Regions from separate parts of the Homo sapiens genome. Here region 1 is linked to region 2. A link is a loop called in an ENCODE intact Hi-C map of the cell type or tissue named here. Cell type or tissue: IMR-90. All regions are shown on one strand. Each heading gives the region's core, and the rest is flanking DNA. Links, peaks and the distances in the headings are about the cores only.

Region 1 (8,331 bases), core at 160-8,159, 720 kb after region 2:
AGCTACTTGGAAGGCTGAAGCAGGCGGATCCCCTGAGCCTAAGAAGTTGAGGCTATAGTGGGCTATGATTGTGCCACTGTACTCCAGCCTGGTGACAGAGCAAGACCCCATCTCAAAAAAAAAAAAAAAAAAAGGAGGAAAGCATTTATTGCAAGAGAGACAACACTCTGATCTTAAAGTCTGCAAGCTGCTCAATAGTAAATTTTTTTTTTTTTTTGATACGGAGTCTCGCTCTGTCGCCCAGGCTGGAGTGCAGTGGTGCAATCTCGGCTCACTGCAAGCTCCACCTCCCGGGTTCACACCGTTCTCCTGCCTCAGCCTCCCTAGTAGCTGGGACTACAGGCACCCACCACCATGCCCGGCTAATTTTTTGTATTTTTAGTAGAGACGGGGTTTCACCGTGTTAGCCAGGATGGTCTCGATCTCCTGACCTTGTGATCCACACACCTCGGCCTCCCAGAGTGCTGGGATTACAGGCGTGAGCCACCGCGCCCAGCAAAAAAAATTGTTTTAATAGAAAGGAATAAACAAAGGCAGAATCGGGGGACCAGATGCCACTGTCGTTCATGCCTGTGAGCCCAGCATTTTGGGAGGCCAAGGGGGGAGGATGACTTGAGGCCAGGAGTTTGAGACCAGCCTGGGCAACATAGTGAGACCCCATCTCGACAGAAAATTTTAAAACTAGCTGGGCGTGGTGGTGCACGCCTGTGGTCCCAGCTACTTGGGAGGCTGAGGTGGGAGGATCACTTGAGCCCAGAAGTTGGGGGCTGCAGTGAGCTATGATCATGCCACTGCACTCCAGCCTGGGCAACAAAGCTAGATCTTGTCTCAAAAACAAAAACAAAACAAACAAACAAGCAAAGTGTGAAAGATGTAGCAAATGAGCTGGAGGGTAGCAGCTGGGATGATAATCCTTAAGTGTTTGGACCTGGGGCTCAATGTTATGGGGAATCCCTGAGGGTTTGGAGTGGGAGAGTGAGCTGACCCAGCGGCAGTTTGGAAAATAACGCTCCAGTGTGTGGCCCAGAGACACAAGCTGTGGTCTCTGCTTGAGAGAAGCACTTCCTGCTACACACCCCCAGTCTCCCCCAGGACCAAGCCTGCAGCAGCCCAGTGTCGGGTCAAATGCCCTTTGGGGACCTAGGAGTTGAGGACCTGGTTTCAGCAGGACAACCTTGTCTTAAAGGGAAGCCTGGCCATTGGGACCTTGCTCCCTGAGGCTTCCTCTCAGAAGAGCTTATAGCAACCCCGCCCCCCCACCCCGCCCCCAACACCCAGTGCTTGTTCCTAGGAGCACAAAGGTGCTTTGGAGGCAGCTGGAAGAAAATTAAAAGGCAGCAAAACCCAAACCCCACCAGAGAGGGTGTCTGCGCTGGGGACTGTTTGCTGATCACAGTCTCCAAAATGTTAACTCAACACACACTCTCTCGTGACTTTAAAATGCACCCAGCATTGAGCCAGGCACAGTGGCTCACACCTGTGATCCCAGCACTTTGGGAGGCTGTGGTTGAGGGTATCGTTTGGTTTCAGGAGTTTGAGGCCAGCCTGGGCAGCGCAGTGAGACTCTGTCTCTCCAAAAAAAATACATAAATGGGCCAGGCGCGGTGGCTCACGCCTGTAATCCCAGCACTTTGGGAGGCCGAGGCAGATGGATTACGAGGTCAGGAGATCGAGACCATCCTGGCTAACACGGTGAAACCCCATCTCTACTAAAAATATAAAAAATTAGCCAGGCGTGGTGGTGGGCACCTGTAGTCCCAGCTACTCAGGAGGCTGAGGCTGGAGAATGGCGTGAACCCGGGGGGCGGAGCTTGCAGTGAGCCGAGATCGCGCCACTGGACTCCAGCCTGGGCAACAGAGCGAGACTCCGTCTCAAAAAAAAAAAACAGAAATACAAAAACGAGCCTGGTGTGGTGGCTCACGCCTGTAATCCCAGCATTTTGGGAGGCTGCGGTGGAGAGATTGCTTGGTTTCAGGAGTTTGAGACCAGCCTGGGCAACACAGAGAGACCCCATCTCTATGAAAATACAAAAATTAGCCGGCATGGTCATGCATGCCTATAGTCCCAGCTACTGAGGAGGCTGAGGTGGGAGGATCCCTTGAGCCCATGGGGTTGAGGCTGCAGTGAGCCATGTTGGTGCTACTGCACTCCAGTCTGGTCAACAGAGTGAGACTCTGTCTCAGGAAAAGGAAGAAAGGAAGGAAAGTACCTATCATTCAGATGCCCCCACACACGTACACACACTCATGCACACACACATGATGCATACATGTACAGTGTGCAGTTTACAGAGAAGAGCAGACACAGGGGGATAGTAGAAGCGGGAGAAACAGGTGGACTGATCACGCCGTCCACAGTGGTGGCAGCCCCGGAATGAGCAGCTGTCCAGAGCCGAGGTGGCGACAGTGGCACCAAGTGGTTAATGCACCCGGGATCCCCAAAGGCCTCCCTGCTCTCCCCAGGATCTCATGCAGGGGTCCAGCTGGTGGCCTCTGCTCCCTCCCTCCTTCATCTCCCCACCACAACCCTGCTCCGGGGCCCTGAAGCAGCTGATCCCCATCATCTGATGGAAGGGAGTGGCAGCCGGGACTTGCACGCCTCTGAGCCACTGTCCCCAATGCCCAGCAGAAAACAGGTCAGAAAGATGCCTGCAGAGGGAGGAGTTCACTTAGGAGCTTCCCCTCCCCAGTGAGAAGCTCAGCTCGGGAGACTATAGGGCAAGGGTTGCTGTGGGTCACATGTAGAGCCGGTGAGAAGCTGGAAAATACAGCACAGTCTGGAGAGGGGGTCAGGGAGGAGGTGGGCAGCTCCCTCAGTCTCTCTTCACACCTCTTCCTATAGAATCTTCCATTCCCAGCTGGAAAATACAGCACAGTCTGGAAAGGGGGTCAGGGAGGAGGTGGGCCGCTCCCTCAGTCTCTCTTCACACTTCTTCCTATAGAATCAACAGCCCTAGGAGGTATGAAGTGGTGTCTCATTGTGGTTTGGATTTGCATTTCCTTAATGACCAATGACATCGTGCATCTTTCCATGGGCTTATTGGCCATTTGTATATTTTCTTTGGCTAGATGTCTATTCAAGTCCTTTGCCCATTTTTTTTTAAAGTGGGTTATCTTTTAATTGCTGAGTTGTGTGATTCATGATGGTCAACAAGCTGGGAAAAAATGGGCAGGTATCTAGGCTCTGCTGGGTCCCGAGGGCAGCGAGCTGTGGATGCCTCCACAATGTTTCCTGAATGAATGCCTAGAAAAACACACCAACGCACCCTTTCCCTCTTTTTCTCTCTCTCTCTCTTTTTTTTTAAAGACACAGGGTCTTGCTCTGCCACCTAGGCTGGAGTGCGGTGGTGTGATCCTAGGTCACTGCAGCCTCCAACTCCTGGGCTCAAGCAATCCTCCTACCTCAGCCTCCCTAGTAGTTGCGACTACAGGCACCCACCATCATGCCCAGCTAATTTTTTTAATTTTATTTTTTGTAGAGATGGGGTCTCGCTGTGCTGCCCAGGCTGTGTCTCACATTCCTGGCCTCAAACGATCCTCCCACTTTGGCCTCTCAAAGTGCTGAGATTACAGCGAGTTCCCTCTTTATCCACATGGTACAACATGAAAAAACAAAAGCTTGGACAGATTCAGTGGCTGGCCCAAGGTCACAGAGCCAGGCTGGAACACAGATCTCCATTTCCTCAACCCACAGTCAAACTATCTTGTGGCTGTAGCTGTTGACTCATGCTGACCTGTAGATTTCTCGGAAAAGCTATTGGGCAAGAAAAAGAAGAGGCAAAACAAAAGTGACCTCCTCTTCTGAAAAGATTTCTCAAGGGCCAGAGTCCCAGGAATGTCTTCTGTCCTGGAAGGGGCTGAAGGTTCTAGAAGTTGGTTGCCAGCTTGGCTGTTTCACCAATGTGAATGTGAGTATATGTGTGTGCGTACAGTGTGCCTGTGTGTTCATGCAGGTGTGTCGGCAGGTGCTGCAATGCCAGGACCCTGCCCATCCATGCCCCTCTGCCCGCCATGCCCCCCGGTGCACCTGGCAGAGGCTGGGAGCCTGCAGAAAGCATAGCCGGTCAGACACTGCCACCTGCTGGACATACTGGGCACAGCATGCAGATGGCTTGGGGCCCTGGCACTTCATCTCCTAGATCTTCTAAGGCCCCCAGAAAGTAGTGTCCTCCATCACCCCTCATTGCCTATGTGGGCCTCTCTAGAAAACACTTACAGGGTGTAATCTCAGCACTTTGGGAGGCCTGTAATCCCAGCACTTTGGGAGGCCAAGGCGGGCGGATCACCCTGAGCTCAGGAGTTCAAGACCAGCCTGGCTAACACAGTGAAACCCTGTCTCTACTAAAAATATAAAAATTAGCCGGGCATGGTGGCGGGTGCCTGTAATCCCAGCTACTTGGGAGGTTGAGGCAGGAGAATTTCTTGAACCCGGGAGGCAGAGGTTGTAGTGAGCTGAGATCGCGCCATTGCGCTCCAGCCTGGGTGACTGAGCAAGACTCCGTCTCAACAAATAAATAAATAAATATATATATATATATACACACACACACATACATACATACATATATATATATATAAAGGAAAACACCTACTGATGAAATTTTATATAAAGGAAAACACCTACTGATGAAATTTTTGGCACTATGAACCCCTTTAAGTCAAGTCAAGCCCTCTTCTCAGAATAATGTTTTCAAAAGCATAATATAAAATAGTGCTGGACACACTGGCTCACACCTATAATCCCAGCACTTCAGGAGGCTGAGGCAAGAGGATCACCTGAGGCCAGGAGTTCGAGACAAACCTGGGCAACACAGCAAGACCCCATCTTTACAAAAAAAATTTTTTTTAATTAGCCAGGTGTGGTGACTTATACCTGTGATCCTAGCACTTTGGGAGGCCAAGGCAGGAGGATCACTTGAGGCCAGGAGTTCAAGACCAGTCTGGGCAACACAGCAAGACCCCTATCTCTACAAAAACTTTCTTAAAAAATTAGCCACCTATAATCTCAGCACTTTGAGAGGCCAAGGCAGGAGGATTGCTTGAGGCCAAGAGTTTGAGACCAGCCTGGGCAACATAGCAAGACCCCGTCTCAACAGAAAATTTAAAAGTCAGCTGGGTGTGGCAATGGACACCTGTGGTACCAGCTACTTGGGAGGCTGAGGTGGGAGGATCGCTTGAGCCCAGGAGTTCGAGGCTGCAGTGAGCTGTGATCACACTACTGCACTCCAGCCTGGGGGACAGAGCAAGACCCTGTCTCTAAACAAATACATAAATAAAGATGTAATTTTTCCCATCCAAGTACCTCAATGCTCTCCATGGATCCCTTGGGGATTAGGGTAGCTCAGTTTAAGAGACTCTGACCCATTCCCTGCCTGATGACCCTGGAGCCTCCTCGGCCCGTTGGCCCACTACCACATGGGACCCAGCTTAGCTTGCTCCCTCAGCCCCTGCCACACTGTCTACAGCCCACCTGCTCTCCCAGCCTCCAGCCTCTGACCTTTCCTCCTCAACACAGAACAAGGCACCACTCTCAGAAGCCAGGCCAGTGGCTTTCTGCTCCAAGGATGGATAATTGCCCGATCTGATGTCCAAGAGGCCGCCATGCCAGAAGGGGCCCACACCGCAGTCCCTCTCTCCAGGATTCAGGGAGGGAGGCCCCTGCCTCCTGACACCTGGACATCACCACGTCTCACACCAGGGCTTCCGGGCCATTTGTCCTGACCTATGGGGTCTTCTGGACAGTCTGGACAGACATTGAGTTTGTTCCTTAGAGTCTTGTGTTCCCTCCCCTAATTCCAGTCATTGTGAGGTTACAACACAAGTGTGAGGAAGTAACCCTTTCTCCCTTCCTCACGCCATCCCTCTTTCCTTTCAACAATATTTAATGAACACCTGCTATGTGCTGGGTAGTATTCTGGGTGTTAGAAGTAGAAATAGTGAACAAAATAGGCAAAATCCTTTCTTTCTTCAAGTTTATATACCATGTAAGGCTCAGATTAAATAAATAAGTTAAGGCCAGCTGCAGTGGGTCATGCCTGTAATCCCAGCACTTTGGGAGGCCGAGGTAGGAGGATCCCTGGAGACCAAGGGTTCCAGACTAGCCTCAGCAACATAGCAAGACCCCATCTCTACGAAAAATTTTTGAAAATTAGCTGGGCATGGGGGTGGGCTCCTGCGGTCTCAGCTACTTGGGAGGCTGAGATGGGAGGATTGCTTGAGCCAGGGAGGCTGGGGCTGCAGTGAGCTATGATTACACCACTGCACTCCAGCCTGGGTGACAGAGTAAGACCCTGTCTCTATAAAAAAAAAAGTACAAATAAATTTTAAAATAAATAAATTAATAGTATGTTAGGCAAAGCGTGGTGGCTCATGCCTGTAATCCCAGCACTTTAGGAGGCCGAGGCGGGCAGATCACTTGAGACCAGCCTGGCCAACATGGCAAAACCCTGTCTCTACTAAAATTACAAAAAAATTAGCCAGGCCTGGTGGTGGGTGCCTGTAATTCCAGCCACTTGGGAGGCTGAGGCAGGAGAATCACTTGACTCTGAGAGGCAGAGGTTGCAGTGAGCCAAGATCGCACCACTGCACTCCAGCCTGGGCGACAGAGCAAGACTCCATCTCAAAAAAATAAATAAATAAATAAATAGTATGTTAGAAGGTGACATATGCCATGAGTATAAGGGCAGGTAGGAGAGGAGAGTGCCAAGTTGACCTCACAGATGAAGGTGATGTTTGAACAGCCGTGAAGGAGCAGAGAGGGAACCCCACACGTGTCCAGGAAACAGCATCCTGCCCGGCAAAGGGAACAACTCGGGAAAGACCCAGCCAGACAAGCAGCAGGGGCTGGGGGTGACAAGGTCACAGGCCAGGTTGGACAGGGATTTGGGAGGCCACCAGAAGGATTTGGGGTTTGCTCTGAGAAGGGAGACACTGAAGGGTTTGGGGCAGAGGAAGATGTGGTCTTGGAGCAGTTTTGTGGACAAACTTCTGGCTCAGTGAGGGGTGAGCAGGAGCTGCCAGGCATTATGAGAGCCCTGCCAGGGACCAGGGTGGTGGCAGCAGGGGAGGAGGGAGCAGCGGTCAGATTCTGGATCTCAGTTGAAGGATTTCTCACAGGATGGATATGAAATGTGAGAGACGGAGCTGCCGAAAATGACGTGGGGAAGTCTGTTTCCTGGGGCTGCCGAAACAAAGTACCACGAACTAGGTGGCTTAAAACAACAGCAACGGGACCAGGCGCGGTGGTTCACACCTGTAATCCCAGCACTTTGGGAGGCCGAGGCGGGTGGATCATGCGAGGTCAGGAGTTCAAGACCAGCCTTGCCAACATGGTGAAACCCCATCTCTACTAAAAATACAAAAATTAGCCGGGTGGGGTGGTGGGTGTCTGTAGTCTCAACTACTCAGGAGGCTGAGGCAGGAGAATCGCTTGAACCCGGGAGGCAGAGATTGTAGACAGCCGAGATCGTGCCACTGCACTCCAGCCTTGGAGCAAGACTCTGTCTCAACAAAACAAAACAAAAAACTCAGGGCTGGGTGCGGTGGCTCACGCCTGTAACCCCAACATTTTGGGAGGCCAAGGCAGGAGGATAACTTGAGCTCAGGAGTTTGAGACCAGCCTGGGCAAGATAGTGGAGCCTCATCTCTACAAAAAATAAGCAGAAAATTAGCCATGGATGGTGGCATGCACCTATAGTCCCAGCTACTCAGGAGGCTGAGGTGGGAGAATCACTTGAGCCCAGGAGGTCGAGGCTGCAGTGAGCTATGATCGTGCCACTGCACTCCAGCCTGGATGACAGAGAGACTCTGTCTAAAAGAAATAATAAGTAAATAAAAATAAATAAGGCCAGGTGTGGTGGCTCACACCTGTAATCCCAGCACTTTGGGAGGCCGAGGAGGGCAGATCACAAGGTCAGGAGATCAAGACCATCCTGGCCAAAGATGGTGAAACCCCATCTCTACTAAACATACAAAAATTAGCCGGGCATGGTGGCACGTGCTTGTAATCCCCGCTACTTGAGAGGCTGAGGCAGGAGAATTGCTTGAACTAGGGAGTCAGAGGTTGCAGTGAGCCGAGATCACGCCACCGCACTCCAGCCTGGCGACAGAGTGAGACTCCATCTCAAAATAAATTAATAAAAAGAAATAAAAGAAACGCAGAATCCCAGGCCCCACTCCAGACCTCCAAAATGAAAATTCTTGTTTACCAAGATCTCTAGCAATTCTCATGAACCTCAAAGTTTAAGAAGCCTGCTAGAGACTAGTGGTTCTCATACCTGATATGCACCAGAATCGCAGAGGGCTTGTGAAAACAGGTGGCTGCCCCCCTAC
Region 2 (8,331 bases), core at 243-8,242:
TCATCATACCAGTCTACTACTTGCACTTAATAAATACCAAATACCACTTTATATCTTCATATCATTGGTTTTTTGTTTGTTTGTTTAAGAGACAAAGTCTTGCTCTGTTGCCCAGGCTGGAGTGCAGTGAACTGTCATGGTTTACTGCATCCCTGAACTCCTAGGCTCAAGCAGTCCTCCCATGTCAGCTCCTGAGTAGCTGGGACTATAGGCGCATGTAACCATGCTTGGCCAATTTTTACTTTTTGTAGAGATGGTCTACAAAAGTAAAGTTGCCATGTTGCCCAGGCTGGTCTCAAACTCCTGGCCTCAAGCAGTCCTCTGGCTTCGGCCTCCCACGGTGTTGGGATTATAGGTGTGAGCCACAGTGTCCGGCCTACATCATTGTTTAAGTCCTGTCTCTTTACCTAGTTTGCAAGGACCGTGTCTTATATCCTTGGGATAGCACATTTTTGGGATTGGTGTTTGGATGGTATGTCACAGGTTGTAGATGCTCTGTCAGCATTTGTAACTGAGGATGATGAAGATGATACTAGAGAACTAAGTTCTCCAAACCAGTACCTCAGTGTGTGTCTGTGTGTGTGTGTGTGCATGTGCGTGTGTTTGTGCGTGTGTGTGTGTGTTTGTGTCCGCGTGTGTGTGTGTGAAGGAGAGGGTATGAGCTGAAGCCTCTCATTCTCTTGCGGACTTGACTTCCCATGCAGCCACAGACCTTCACCTGGGATGAGGCCATTTATAGTTTTTTTTTTATTAAAACCTTTTTCTTTCACAACAATTTTAGATTTACAGAAACATTGCAAAGATAGTACAGAGTGTTCCTGTGTATCTTTTACCCAGTCCCTGTTGTTAACATCCTATATTAATGTAGTACATTTGTCACAACTAAGGAACAAGTATTAATATATTGCTATTAAATAAGTCCACAGCTTGTTCAGTTTCTTTAATATTTCTCTAGTGTCTTTTTTTCTCTTCCAGGAAACCACATTACATTTAGTAGTTATGCCCCTTGGGCTCCCCCAGTCCATTCCTTGTTTAGAGTGACCTGGACAGCTTTGAGGAGTACTGACTGGTCAGATATTTTGTAGAATGTCCCTCAACTGGGATTTGTCTGATGTTTTTCTCACGATTAGACTGGGGGTGTGGGTTTCTGGGAGGAAGACCACAGAGTTAAAGTGCCATTCTCATCACATCACATCAAGGGTGTGTGCACACAACATCACACAGCATGACTTGTCACTTGATCACCTGGCTGAGTAGTGTTTGTCAGCTTTCACCCTGTAAAGTTACTCTGTCCTCCCCTCCCCATGGTGTACGAGTGCAGGGTCAACACTTAATGAGTGGCAAGCTGTGCTCCACCTCTTTGCAAGGAAGTGTCTGTAGACATTCTTTGGAGTTCTGTTGAAGAGACTCGCGTATTCTCTTCTTTTCTTTTTTTCTTCCTCTTCCCCTTCCCTTTCCTTGACAGGTCTTGCTCTGTAGTCCAAACTGGAGTGCAGTAGCACAGTCATGACTCACTGCAGCCTTGAACTCCCGGGCCCATGCGATCCTCTGTTTATTTCTTTATTCAAGCATTTACTTATGTCAGTGTGGATGCATGGATATTTATTTTATACTTCGAGTTGATTCCACAGTGTTGTTTATTTGTTCTTACATTGTACCAGCTTTGGCCATCGAGAGCTCTTTCAGTTAGCTCCTGGGTGCCCCGCTGACATATCCTCATTTTTTTTTTAAGCATTTCCTTATTTTCTGGCATTTCAAGAAGCTACAGGTTCATCTTGTATATTCCCTGCCCCAGTCCTAGAATCAGCCTTTTCTTCAAGGAGCTCTGGTTCCTCTGATTGGAGAGTGATATGAGAAACCAAGATCTGGGCCAGGCGCAGTGGCTCATGCCTGTAATCCCAGCACTTTGGGAGGCCGAGGTGGGCGGATCACTTGAGGTCAGGAGTTCAAGACTAGCCTGACCAACGTGGTAAAACCTCGTCTCTACTAACAATACAAAAATTAGCCAGGTGTGGTGGTGTGCGCCTGTAATCCCAGCTACTCGGGAGGTTGAGGCAGGAGAATCACTTGAACCCAGGAGATGGAAGTTGCAATGAGCCGAGATCGGACCACTGCACTCCAGCCTGGGTGACAGAGTGAGATTGTCTCAAAAAAAACCAAACAAACAAAAAAAACAAGATCTGGGTGCTGGGTTTGCTCATTGCTTCTGGGCATTTTTAATAGATTTTTGATCCTCTGCTTCCTGTACCTAATCTTTGGGGTTGTGGGGAGGGGAGGAGAGAGCAACTTTGGGACCTCTTAGAGACAGATGAGCTGGAAGGACTCTGTCCATGTTTTCTCCCTGTCACTTAAACTATTAAATACCACCATAAACATTCTAAATACCATGTTTGTGGTACTAACTGCATTATAATGATATTGGCAGAATCTTATTTTTCTTTTTAGAGTAATAAATATATGAAAAATAGATTCGATTTACCTCCTCCAAGAGCAGCTTAATCTCTGAGAATATGAACGAAACCTCTTTGGCTTAAGAATTTAGTTAGAGAGGATTATTTTGGGGGGTCTTTCAGTGTTGGAATTGCTGAAAAGGTTTATAGGCAACTCCTTGAATTGGTAAAAGTTCAGATGAAATTTCTACTGGCGAGTCTCTTGAAGAGCATGGGGCTGTAGACTTGCTTTGATCTGTTTACTGAGCTTTGCTTTGCTTTTTTTTTCTTTTTATTATAGAAAATTTCAAACATACAGAAAAATAGAGTGAAGTGGTATAGTGGACCCTCGTGTTCCCGTCACCCAGCATCCACAGTATTTTCATTCATGATTCATCTTGTTTCACCTTTACCCTTCCCTCTGCCCTAGCCTTTGTTGTATTGATGTAAATCTCAGTGACGGATCAGTGCAGCTGAAAATGCTTCAGGAAGAAGTAAGTGTGTTTTTATAAAACAGGATGGCTTGCGTGCAGATCACCTAGGTATTTGTAGAAATGCAGATTTTGGCCGGGCGCAGTGGCTCATGCCTGTAATCCCAACACTTTGGGAAACCGAGGCAGGCAGATCATGAGGTCAGGAGATCGAGACCGTCCTGGCTAACATGGTGAAACCGCGTCTCTACTAAAAATACAAAAAATTAGCCAGGTGTGGTGGCGGGTGCCTGTAGTCCCAGCTACTCAGGAGGCTGAGGCAAGATAATCGCTTGAACCTGGGAGGCGGAGGTTGCAGTGAACCAAGATAGTGCCACTGCACTCCCGCCTGGGTGACAGAGTGAGAATCCATCTCAAAAAAAAAAAAAAAAAAAGAAATGCAGATTTCTGGGTCCCAAACTAACCAGCTGAATCAAAATGCTGAAGGCTGGGCTGGAATCCTGCATTTATAATAGTTTTCTGGTTATTTCTCCCCTCATCCCCTCACTGCCACAACACACATATTTCATCTTCTACTACGTACAAAATAATACCAGTTATTTACTGGAAATCTGTTGACTTGTGTAACTAGTGAGAATCAAGGAAAGGAGGAAAACATTCCATTTGATTAAAAACTTGAGATTTTAAAATGAATGCCAACACCTGAAATCTGAAGAGCTCACTCATCCTGAGCACCACGTGTAAATATCTCCCTGTGAGTACATATGCCATCACCACAAAGGAATTCAAGCACTCCGGGGCAGAACACAGCTAAAGCTTGAAATAAGTATTTTTTTATTTTTTTAAAAACTTCACTCCTTCTCTAGATGTCTGTATGAATAATAGCTTCTTTACATTTTACGAATATCATGTATAAATATCAGGGAAAACAGCAGGTAGTCCGACAATCAGATGCTGGTACCGTGAGCTGAGAATCTTGGTGCCAGTCCTGGACCACCAGGCCTCAGCTCACTGCAGCTAGAGTCAGGGTGGCAGGTGACTCGTAGGGAAATTTTGAGAGCAGGTATAAAACCGTGACATTCTTAATTCCCTTGGTGATAAATGGGTGTGCTGTAACGTGAGAACCCCTGATTCGTAATCTATACGGTAACTTGCAGGGTGTTTTGTTTTGCTAGGATAATATGTTGTTAGCATCTTGCTTTTAAAAAGTTTATTTTTCTAAGCTAACTCATTTAGGTGTAGCCTAGGATTTGTAGCCTATTTCATATTTTTTGATAGGTACTTTTTTTTAAAAGCTGTTTGTTGTTATATTTTGATATATTTGCTGTGGATGATTGATCTGTACAAAATTTTCTTATGATGAGCTAAAAAAAGTAAACTGTCTCTGAAGCTGCTACATTATAATGATTGTATAATCATCAGTCGGGTTTGATGAAGAACACCATAGGCTCTTGTATTAGTACAGACTATTTTTTGACAACATGTATGCCTTGGGTGGGAGAAAAGAATTTAGTTACATCTATGATAGCGGTTTTTGAGAGAGGAGCTGCTCTTATTTAAAAGTGAAACCACTATAATTTTAAAAGGCTTATTTTTTTTTCCCCCTTCAGGCTCATATTCTCAGTCCATCCCCAAACTTTGTTTTCCCTGTTTTTGCTAGACTGAGGAAGGGACTTGAGTTTGACATGGTATAATTGCAACCTTTAATTATAGGAAGTAAATCCCCAAGACATCTTGGACTTAGAAGATAAAGGAGGAGAAGTTTGCAATCATTTTGCACATTTAAAATATCTGTTTTAACCAACTAGTAATTATAAAATTTTGTAGTTGCAGCTTTTTACTGCAAAACTAAAGTGTTGTGATCTATTGGTGGCCTCTCAGATTAGCCACTAAATTTAAGTTTAAAGTATTTTTCTCATCGCAGATTCTTCTCAGAACCCTCAATAAATTAAACTTGTGCCCCTTTCAAGAGGAAAAAATATCCTGTCCCCATTCTTTCCTGGCAATTTGCCCCTGTAGAAGGGTTCCCTATCTAGGCAGCAGCGGTTGCTTCCCCGGATCCAGCCTGTCAGTTACTGAGCAGAGCCCCACTTGACTCTTACCTCAGACTGTTATTAAAATGCAACACCCTGACACTGATTGCTGGTAAGGCACTGAAAAATAACCAACTTACCAAAATAGCCCCCTGGGAACACTCTCCCAGAGGCCTGCCACAGCAGTACAATTCGGGAATCTGTCATCTAACTTAGTTTTCTGTATTGAAAAGAAAATTCACTTTAATAAAGAGCTGATCACCAACATTAACCGTATAGGCACCCGGTAGACTTAGAAAATGTTGGGACCGTAAATCCTAGTCTGTAGAATTTTAGAGTTGAAATGCCAGTTTTACAGATGCAGTCAGTCTCACACCGCCAGTTAGGGGCAGGTCCGATTCAAGAGTGAGGGTCCTAAGGTCCAGGCCACCCGTTCACCCTGGTGAACCGCATTGTGCTTTAAAGAACCTCTGTAGTGCGATGCGCATGCACACACGGAGACCCAACTCCAGCCACTTCTCTGGATATTGATTTCTGTATATTCTCTGAAAGTACTGGGGTGAAATGTTAAACTACGAATCATAAGATTGCCTCTTGAAGTACTAAAGAAAATGCCATATTGAAAATTAGGAAACCAAGCCTGGCGTGGTGGCTCACTCCTGTAATCCCAGCACTTTGGGAGGCCAAGGCAGGTGGATCATGAGGTTAGGAGATCAAGACCATCCTGGCCAACATGGTGAAACCTTGTTTCTACTAAAATACAAAAAAAAAAAATTAGCCTGGCATGGTGGTGTGCACCTTTAGTCCCAGCAACTCGGGAGGCTGAGGCAGAGGAATCGCTTGAACCCAGGAGGGTGGAGGTTGCAGTGAGCCGAGATTGCGCCACTGCATTCCAGCCTGGCACAGAGCCAGACTCCATCTCAAAAAAAAAAAAGAAAATTAGGAAACCAAAGTGCTAGCTTCCATAATTAGGCTGAAAAAAATCACATTCATATTGTTTTTAAATTTGTGCCGGGCATGGTGGCTCAGGGCTGTAATCCCAGCACTTTGGGAGGCTGAGGCGGCTGGATCGCTTGAGGCCAGGAGTTCGAGACCAGCCTGGGCAACATGGCAAGACCTCGACGCTACAAAAATTTTTTAAAAAAATTAGCTGGGTGTGGTGGTGTGCACCTGTGGTTACAGCTACTCAAGAGGCTGAGGTGGGAGGATCACTTGAGCCTGAGAGGTCTAGGCTGTGTTCGCACCTCTGCACTCCAGCCTGGGCGACAGAGCCGGACTGTCGAGACCGTGTCTCGGGTTAAAAAAAAAATTGTAAAAACAACTATTTAGTTTCTACCTATGAGATGACATTATACCATTTAATTAAAGGTAATAAAAATGTTTCTGACTTTTAAGAAGTGTAATCATAAACTTGTAAGCATTCATTTGTAAACATGAAAGATACTTTAAACACCACCATTGATTTATATGCTTTTGTGGAGGTCTGGACTCCTTTTTTTTTCCTTTCCAACTTTCGTTTTTGTTTCGGGGGGTGCATGTGCAGGTTTGTCACGTGGGTAAATTGCATGTCGTGGGGATTTGGTGTATAGATAATTTTGTCACCCAGGCAATCAGCATAGTACCCCATAGGCAGTTTCCCAGTTCTCACCCTCCTCCAACCCTGGATGGTTTTAGGAATCCGCAACTGCTGTAGGTCCCAAGAATAATGCTCATTGGCGGATATTTTGTATATCCTTTCAAGAGTCACGGACAGGTATTTTAAAAAGCGTGTGGAACAGTCAACAAATGTCATTTTTCTCCTCTTCTTTCTCTCAGCTCTTTAAAACAAGGCATTGTGACCCATGCCTCTCATCCCACCCTTTCCTGGCAGCTGCAGCATCCCTCACTTATGTCCTCTTTGTCTCCTGCTCCTGGACCCTTGCTGTCAGCTTATATAATAAATAACAGTTCAGTGAATAACTCTACATGGTGTGTGTGTGTGTGTGTGTGTGTGTGTGTGTGTGTGTGTGTGTGTGTGTATATATATAACTGGATCTCACTCTGTCCCCTAGGCTGGGGTGTCCCTTCCCAAAGTGCTGGGCTTACAGGCTGAGCCACTGTGCCTGGCCTGCATAACACTTTTAAACATGCTTTTCTCCTCTGCCTTCCATGGTAGTATGCCTCCCTGTTGCCTCCGAAACATCCTTTTTCCTGTTTCCTATCAGCTCTGTTTCTTTGTCCCCTCCCTTAAATGTTGTTTCTTATCTCCTTGGTTCTCTTTTTTTTTTCCTTCCCCCTTGATCTATTTTGTAAATTATATTTGCAAATGATGCATGTAAATAGTTTTAAAAAATTAAATAGTTTTTCAGGGTTTATCATAAAAATAGTGAATCCCTGTCCTGTCCCGTTCCTCCCCATCCCTGCTGCTGGCTCCCAGTGGCAACGCCCTGCAGCTCTTTTAGCCACATTGTGGGCTAATGTGCTTGTAGCACTGTTTGTTGCTTTAATCAGATACTGAGTTTCTACTATGCATGACAAGGATTTATATATTCACACACATACGTGCATTCACCCTTTTTCTCAACACAGTCACTTAAACTTTTCCATTAAATCAGCATTCATTATTTACATTTTTATGGCTACAGACATTGTTTACAACTGACCCTATAGTGTTTGTGATGATTACAGTTCTTTGGTTAGTTTTTTATGAACACATCATTAATCCGTCCCAGGTGCCTTGTCAGCAGCTTAAATCTCCTCTCCGTGTGTTTGGCTGTTGTGTCCTGGAACCCTTGTGTCCTATGCCAGTCTTGCAGTGGTGTCTCTGTGGCCGCTGTCCAGCCTCTTGAGAGGTCTGAAGCTTTTAAGACTTCCTATGTGTCTAGATCTGAACAGTTGTAAAGCTGTGCCTTGGTATGAGTCTCGTTTCATCCATTTCATTCATCAACATGGATGCACAATGGGCCCTTTGAACCTTGAAAGTTGTGTGCTTTAGTTCTGGCCAATTTTCATATATACACACACACACACACACACACAGACATACACATGTATGTGTATATATGCACACACTTTTTGGGAAGAATTCTCTTCCTTCTCTTTGTTCTTTCCATCTAAAGCTTCTATCAGCAGATTGTTGGATGTTTTGGAATGAGCTTCTACTTTACTTCTGTTGATCTTTTTGTCTGTGTTCTACTGCTATGTGCAAGTATTTTTTTCAATTTCATTTGATTTCCAGGAGGCCTCCTCTCCCACTTTTTAAATAGCCTCTTTCCTCTCATGAGTATACTGTCTCTTGTTATTTCTGAGAATATAGTTGTTGTTTTTTATTATTTTTTAGCCCCTGCATTGTCTGTTTCCCTCAGGTTCCTTTATATCTGTTTGGGTTGGGCACTGTCTTTTACCTAAGAGGTTTTTCAAATGTCAGGTGATACTTGAAAGTCTGTTCCTCTTTCAGAG

Evidence for each region. A loop is a pair of places that touch in the nucleus more often than their neighbours do. Peaks named below come from ENCODE experiments on the same cell type or tissue, not always from the same donor. Only the 100,000 strongest peaks of a DNase experiment are listed, where the experiment ranks them.
Region 1: a loop joins it to region 2, with 5 times the contacts of the local background. A loop is called at or near these places in 2 of 110 quality-filtered maps.

The regions. Positions count from the first base shown.
Region 1 is chr7:98,837,865-98,846,195 of GRCh38, forward strand. No RefSeq gene overlaps it. Among named protein-coding and RNA genes, the nearest start is that of TMEM130, 28 kb to the right of the region's middle. RefSeq lists an enhancer at 3,971-4,020. In IMR-90, for the core only: a CTCF peak has its summit at 4,083 (motif pointing left); a DNase peak (open chromatin) is centred at 3,757; H3K27ac peaks cover 337 bases.
Region 2 is chr7:98,115,817-98,124,147 of GRCh38, forward strand. All of the region lies in intron 1 of LMTK2 (lemur tyrosine kinase 2), which reads left to right. Among named protein-coding and RNA genes, the nearest start is that of LMTK2, 13 kb to the left of the region's middle. In IMR-90, for the core only: no CTCF peak of the experiment used is centred there; DNase peaks (open chromatin) are centred at 1,525 and 3,625.